Regions from separate parts of the Homo sapiens genome. Here region 2 is linked to region 1. The links are chromatin contacts, found by Hi-C or POLR2A ChIA-PET in ENCODE. All regions are on one chromosome and are shown on one strand. The core of a region is the stretch at or near the end of the contact, and the rest is flanking DNA. Distances in the headings are between cores, read along the strand shown.

Evidence for each region. Hi-C counts contacts between places; a loop is a spot of excess contacts on that map. ChIA-PET counts read pairs that join two places held with the same protein, here RNA polymerase II (POLR2A). Pooled maps may share reads with other maps.
Region 2: a pooled map shows a loop between it and region 1 (8-fold over the local background). The contact joins the promoter of HEXIM1 here to the promoter of RPL27 in region 1. A Hi-C loop is called at or near these places in 1 of 50 pooled maps. POLR2A ChIA-PET finds 5 or more read pairs at or near these places in 3 of 52 experiments (B cell, activated B cell and activated CD4-positive, alpha-beta T cell).

The regions. Positions count from the first base shown.
Region 1 is chr17:42,996,916-43,000,410 of GRCh38, reverse strand. RPL27 (ribosomal protein L27) reads right to left here and starts at 1,992. Exons shown (of 5, transcript NM_000988.5): 1 at 1,940-1,992; 2 at 1,580-1,662; 3 at 309-478. The coding sequence starts at 1,660. LOC124904006 (a long non-coding RNA gene) reads left to right here and starts at 478. Exons shown (of 2, transcript XR_007065759.1): 1 at 478-690; 2 at 1,025-3,495. RefSeq lists enhancers at 1,531-1,640, 1,711-1,950, 1,961-2,270, 1,236-2,435.
Region 2 is chr17:45,146,807-45,150,169 of GRCh38, reverse strand. It overlaps HEXIM1 (HEXIM P-TEFb complex subunit 1), which reads right to left and starts at 1,695. Exons shown (of 1, transcript NM_006460.3): 1 at 1-1,695. The coding sequence starts at 979. It overlaps HEXIM2-AS1 (HEXIM2 antisense RNA 1), which reads left to right. Exons shown (of 3, transcript NR_186789.1): 3 at 1-508. RefSeq lists enhancers at 37-592, 997-1,106, 1,157-1,206, 1,257-1,306, 1,710-2,592 and 1 more.

The DNA.
Region 1 (3,495 bases), core at 743-3,242:
TGGGGAAGACTTGCTTTCACGCACTCACAGACTTTTTGAAACCTATTGTATTTATCCTTGAGGGTGGAACAGTGGAAGAGGGCAGATCAGACCCCATGCCTGTGTTTACTGTGGATGGAAAACAATCTTTACCCAACACTTAAAAGATGGATCAAAGGCAAAACTGGAAACCATAGCCACTTTATGAGTTGAAGATGAACATTTTGGAAATGATATCCCTTCCTGGTGTTGGAATGGCTGCAAGGTCTGTCTCATTATTCAACAGAGCAGGGAGAAGAAATTTAAATTCTAGTTCTTGAAATGCTCACCTTGTGGGCATTAGGTGATTGTAGTTATACACTTTCACAAAAGATTTTATCTTTGATCTCTTGGCGATCTTCTTCTTGCCCATGGCAGCTGTCACTTTGCGGGGGTAGCGGTCAATTCCAGCCACCAGAGCATGGCTGTAGGGGCGATCTGAGGTGCCATCATCAATGTTCTAAATGAGTAAGAATTACATTTGTTATTCACTGAGGGCCTATTTAGGCCCTGTGTTAGAGGTAGTGCAGTGTCCAAAAAATATTTCCACCCTCAGGTCTCCAAGATCCACCATTATAAAGAGAAAAATCACAGAAAGCTATGAGAAATGACCAAAGAGAAACAGAACAGTGTTTATCTCCATCAGGAAGCATCTGGAACGGCTTACTAGAGGTAAGAGATTTAAAAGTAGCAACAGTTAACATTTAAGAAGTACTTGCTATATGCCAAGCACTGCTCACAGGACTTGGTATCTATTCACTTGCTCCACTGCTAGTGAAGTGTACAGCCAAGGTTAAGACACCACAGCCTAACTCCAGAGATCAGTCTCAGGAGATGGGAGAGGGGAATCCAGGGGTACTCCAGTGTCCCCACAACAACAAAACGCAGTGGTGTATGTGGCCAGAGCCTAGGGAACTCTCTCAAGAAGCTACAAAATCATGGATAAGAGGAAAACAGTGAGGGGCTATGTGACCTTTCTAAAAGCAATTTCCTCCTCTTCTTACAGATTCCCAGCTGCAGCACTTCAGGTAAATAACAGAACACCTCCAAACCTTAGCAACAGGAAGGAACCCCCTATAGCTGGGGATGGTGGCACGCACCTGTAGTCCCAGCCACTCGAGAGGCTGAGATGGGAGACTCGCTTGAGCCCGGGAGGTCGAGGCTGCAGTGATCACGCCACTGCACTTAGCCTGGACAGAGATCCCGTCTCAAAAAAAAAAAAAAGAAAAGAAAAGAAAAGGAATCCCCTATGATTACTTCAAGGACTGCACATGACAATACCTGAAAGGCAGTGGGAGCACATAGCAAGCGTGCAATGTCAGCCACTATTACTATATATTTAAAGCCTCTGGTGGAGAAGGCTTTATGCGTTGGGAGCCCAATTCAGCTCACATTTGCTTTTACTGTGCTTCTTCCTCTCTCAAAAACTCTCCCACGTTCACCCTGACCGTGCTCACTGGCTACTGCCCCAGAAACAGGCCTTGAATTCCAAGCCTGCCCGCCCCGCCGCAGCCAGCCTGGTCCCGGCATGCAAGGACGCAGAGTCCCGCGAGGCTGATACCTTCACGATGACAGCTTTGCGTCCGGAGTAGCGTCCAGCCAGGACAAGCACCACCTTCCCAGGTTTCATGAACTTGCCCATTTCTGCAGAGAGCAAGGAGAAAGGGCCACTTAAAAATCCGTAAAGCCAAAGATGCCCAGAGCTGACTCCTGCCAGCAAGCCCAGGTCTTGGGCCGGAACTTCAGACTGTGTTCACTGTCGCCTTGGTCAAGGCCGCCCGAGGGCCCTGCTCGCAGGACAGGATCGGATACGTAGCCGCCAGAGACCTAGGGAAGGAATGCACCCGGCGCCGCCCGGACCTTCGACCCCCAAGCCGCGGATGGCAGCGGATTGAAAGATTCAACCCAAGCTTCTACTTACCGGCAGCAACCACCCGGCCCTACCAGCAAAAAGGAAAGAAGGACACTTCCGCTAACCTTTCACCCCGGTGAGGAGTGACCTCACTTCCTGTCCCGCCCTTCAGGCTTTGCCACGCTGATTGTGTGGTGCTGAGTCTCGTGTTGCGGGCGGAAGAAGCTCATGAGGGAAACGCAGGGCGCGGCAGCTCAAGTATTCGAATGAAACTTTATTAGCAGCTCCAGCAGTAGACAAGAGCAAAGGAGACTCCTCCCGGCCGACGGAAGAGCTGGGAGGGCGACTGTGCTGTGCGCTCTGGACTCAGCAGCTAGGCTTTGTTGTAGTTCCTTTCTCTGGCGCTAGGAGGGGGAACACAATCTGAAATTTACTTTTTCTCTTGGGAGACACAGGGAAAAAAATAGGGCATTTATTGGTGCCTGTCGGGGGCACTGTTAGCTAAAGAGGGAGGGACAAAGATCAGTAAGGGTGGCTGGTCCGATAGTAGTGGGTTATCAGAACTTATCAACGTTAGGGTCACTAAAGTTGGTATACAACCCCCCACTGCTAAATTTGGTTTTAAAAAAACAAACAAAAAGGATATTTACCCCCAACAGTTAAAGTCTAGTGGTGTCACTGACATTACCAACTAGAATAAGCATGAGGGAGGTAGAGGAGAAGAATGGCAGCTGCTTACCCTGTGCCAGGTCAGGTTAATCTATTTATGCACATCATCTGATTTGGTCATCATAACACTAAGAAATAGATACTATTATCTCCATTCTAGAGTCGAGGAAACTGGCTTAGAGAGATTTGCCCGAAGTCTATAGTGGTTAAATAGTGGAGCTGGGGCTCAGCCTCAAGCAGTTCAACTCCTGAACCCATACTGTTTACCATGTCACCATCCTGAGCAGCGATTCTCTCCCAGGCAAGATGTGAGCACTTTATACAAGCCGGCAGCCTGTTTAATCCTCACAACTCTGCATCTTGGGCATTCTCCTCCCATTTAGACATGAGGAAATTGCAATTCAGAGAGGATAAATTGCTTGTCTGAGGTTAATCCTAATCAGTGGCATAGATGGGATTCAAATCTAGGTCTGAATCTAGGTCTAGTTGGCTCTCAAACTGAATTATTTCCCATCACTCACCAGAAGAGTGTTTTCACATGGTACCTTATGTGCTTTCCGAGTTTAAGGGAAAGATAAACTATCTCACAGTTTTTGCTTATCTGAACCTATAGGATTTGTCTTGGGCAAGATGTGGAACAACCAGGATTTCATCAGTTCTCTCCTGAAGCTCTCCAGTGATACAATTTTCCCTGTATCCCTCAGGATCCCATTGCAATGGCTTTTGTTTTGTTTTTTGAGACAGGGTCTCGCTCTGTCACCCAGGCTGAATGGTGTGTAGCACAATCATGGCTCACTGTAGCCTCAACCTCCTGGGCTCGTGATCCCCCCACCTCAGCCTCCTGAGTAGCTAGGACTTCAGGTATGTGCCACCATGCCCGTGTAATTTGAAGAAAAAAACAAAAACAAAATCAAAGAACTTTTTTTTGGTAGAGATGGGGACTCACTATATTGCCC
Region 2 (3,363 bases), core at 446-2,945, 2.2 Mb before region 1:
GCTCCAGCTCCCGCACACGCGCGTCGTCGCCACCCAGCCGCTTGCTCTCCAGCCGCAGCCGGTTGTTCTCGTCCTCCATGCGCGAGAGGCACTTCTCCAGTTCCAGGTACTCCTTGATGAGCTCCTGCTTGCTCATGTTCTGCAGGCTCTCCGTGTGGTACCGCTCGTACGTCTCCGAGAAGTCCCGCTGCAGAAACTCGCTGCCGTCCCCTCCCATCCCATCGCTGCCCCCATCCTCCTCACCCCCTTCTTCCATGAAGTCGTCATCGCTGGTGTCGTCGGATTTGGCGGCGGCCCGCTTGGAGTACAGGCCGGTTTTGAGATCCGGCTCCTCCTGGTCGTGATCATCCATGAGGAACTGCGTGGTGTTATAGGGCGCGACCGGCTGGCCCTTGGCGAACATCTCGGCTCGGATCCTTGAAGCTCGAAGGCTCTGTTTCTCGTCGAACTTTTTCTTCTCTTCCCAGGTCAGCTTGTAGTACGGTTTCCAATGCCGCTTCTTCTTGGACGGGCGTCTCCTATGTTTTTTCTTCCCCAGCTGTCTCTGCTGCTGTCCCCACTCCTCTTCGCCCCCTGCGGCAGGAGCCCCCAACTTACTGGCCTCGGAGTCATGACAAGGCTGGGCGAGCAGCTCGGCCTCGGGCGTCGGTTCCACTTCTGCCGGCGGCGGGAAGTCGCCGCCAGCGGACGAGTCGTCCCCATTCTGGCCCTTCTCGCCCTCTCTCAGGCAGCTAGATTCTGGACAGGCCTGGGTCTGCAAGGGAGGTGGTTGGGATTCCAGGCTCCCTTCCCCCTCCGGCCCCGGACGGCCACCCAACTGGGGGAACGCTCTCGATTGCCACCTACTGTCCTCCTCGGGCACCCGCTCCTCCGCGCCTGGGGGGCGCTCAGGGTTCAGCTCTTCCTGGACAGCAGCAGCACCTGTACAGTTGCTAGTTTGAGGCTGGTGTTGATATTCTGACAAGAATGGCTCGGCCATGGCTAGTAGAGTCCTCGAAGTTTAAGAAATTTTGGCTAGTAAGTCCTTAAGGAAAAAAATGGGTTTTTCTTAAAAAAAAGAAAAAGAAAAAAAAAACAGTCCAACAGAGTCCTCTTCAGTTTGTAATTCCTGCAGTGACGCCTTTAGCTAGTCCTTCTATCAGCAAACTCCAACTGCAATCTGGGGAGCTCAAGTCAGTAAAGGGTTAAGCGCCCACAGTGCGGCCAGCTAGCGGGTCCAAGGGGGTGCAGCGGCAGGAACAGTACGTAATGGGCGGAGGTGGGCCTCAAACCTCCAAGCGGAGCACCCCAATAAAGGAGTTGGTGAGCAAGGTGATGAGGGTAAGTCCAGTGCGTGAAACCCAGCCCCGAAGGGGTTAAAACTACCGATGACGCTGCCTCCGAGGGGCCAGATCCACAAAGGGTTAAATCCCCTGCCGCAGAGCCCACAAGGGGTTAAAGTCCCGGCGCCACCTCCTCCCACTTCCACGGGTGTCGCTTCCACCCAAGCTCCCAGTTCCCTAGGCCCGGCCGTAGCCTCAGCAGAGGACAGACAAACTCATCTCCCCTTTGGCTCGATGCTCTGCTCTGCTCAGTTCTCCTCCGCCTCCTCCTCTTTTCCTCCCTCCCTCCTCCCCCTTCCCACAGCTCCTCTTCCGCGTCCTCCCCCGACTTTCCCTCCCAACCTGCCTCTCCACCTGCCAACTTCCAACTGCTGTCTCCCAGTCCTCTGCGCCCCTTTTATATAGAAGCTTTTTCGCCCCGCCCGTGCGCATGCGTAACGGAGTTCCCTTTGCGGGGCGCCGGGAGTCGTAGTTCTTATCTTTCGGGCCCGCCGCCCTCGCGCGCCGTGCGACGTAGCCAATCCCAGGACGCGTAGGGGGCGTCTCCCTGGCCGCCACCTTCCATCGCTTAGACCTCGCTAAAGAAACGCGAGCGGCCATTGGTGAAAAATCACACGACTCGCTGAGGAAGGACGGCCAATCGCAGAGAAGATGGGGCGGGTTCTGGACCGTACCATTCTGTTTCAGGAATACGAGAAGATTCGATGGCCTATGAGAGTCCTCACAGAATATTTTTATGAAAAGGTGCGTTATAAAGGCTATTATCGTATTTTGTTCTCAGCGGAGGGGTTCCGAAGGTTATGAACCTTTATTAACTAACGCAAGAATGGTTTATTCCTAAAAAGTAGTCCCTAAAATGTAAAAGAATTAAATCCTATAAAGAGAGACGTCGGCCCACGGCTGCTAACTCGCGAGTCTTAAGATTATAGAAATGGCTTCAAGGCGGGTGGTGAGTGCCTGAGACTGACACTTGCGGAAGGATATCGCGAGCACATTTTGTAAAGACCGAAGAGCGCATGAAGAAGTAAACAAATGAAGAATAAAAAGTGCCGCCTTAAAGGGACAGTGTGACTGCGTTTAGCGCCGCAGGCTCGCACTAGGCCTCGGAAGACGAAGAGGCGGGTTCGAGTCCCGGTGACGCGACTCCCGGACTGACCTCGGTACCCTTAGCTGAAGGTGGCGGAGTCCCAGCCCCAGCCTGGTCTCAGAAAGCCGCCCCCGCCCCAGGGGCAAATGCAAACTGGTGATTCGCGACCAAGGCTCTTCCCTGGGCCGAGATCGGAAAGCCGGGGCCGGGGGCGGGCGGGGGAGTGGAGGGGGAAGCGGGGGAAGGCCACGCCCCCACGCCTCAGCTTCTGTCGAAGAAAATGGCCTCCTGGGGCCGATTTGGTCTTTTCACTTCCGACCGAGATCATTTCCTGAGCCGGGACAGAGGAGGTCCGGGACAGCCATGAGGCTGTTTGTTGGGAAGAGTTCGGAATGATTAATGAGTTGAAATCATCAGCCCTGGCTATCCGAGAGGGAAGCAGGTCTCACCCGCAGAGGCCCTTCCTCATCAGTGGGCGCTGGGCAAGACTGGGAGGGAAGCATGGAGGAGGCCTTGCTCCGAAACTTGCTGCAGGGGATTCTGGCGCAGGGCTGGGGGGGCCGATTCCCCCGGGGGCGTAGTTTCTCAGAGAGAAATTCTCTAGACCCAAGCCCCCAGCCCTCCATAAACAGGGACTGAGAGGACCCAGAGAACCCTCCATACCAGTCACTGAGGCCTAAAATCTTGGCGCCCTTTCCACTTCTCCTTCGCCACACACCCAGTGACCCTTTCTTCTTATTGCTTCCTTAATAGCATCCCTGACATTCCAGCACGTTTGCACTGTGTACCTTTTACGCACAGAGCCATGTGACCTCACCACAGCCTGGCAAGTTAGACACGATAGGAATGAGTGTCTCCATTTTACAGATAAGGCATCTCTAAGACACTGGAAAATAAGTGACTTGTCCAAGGTCACATGACAACCATGGGGCAGTTCTGGCTAGAGCGCTGGTC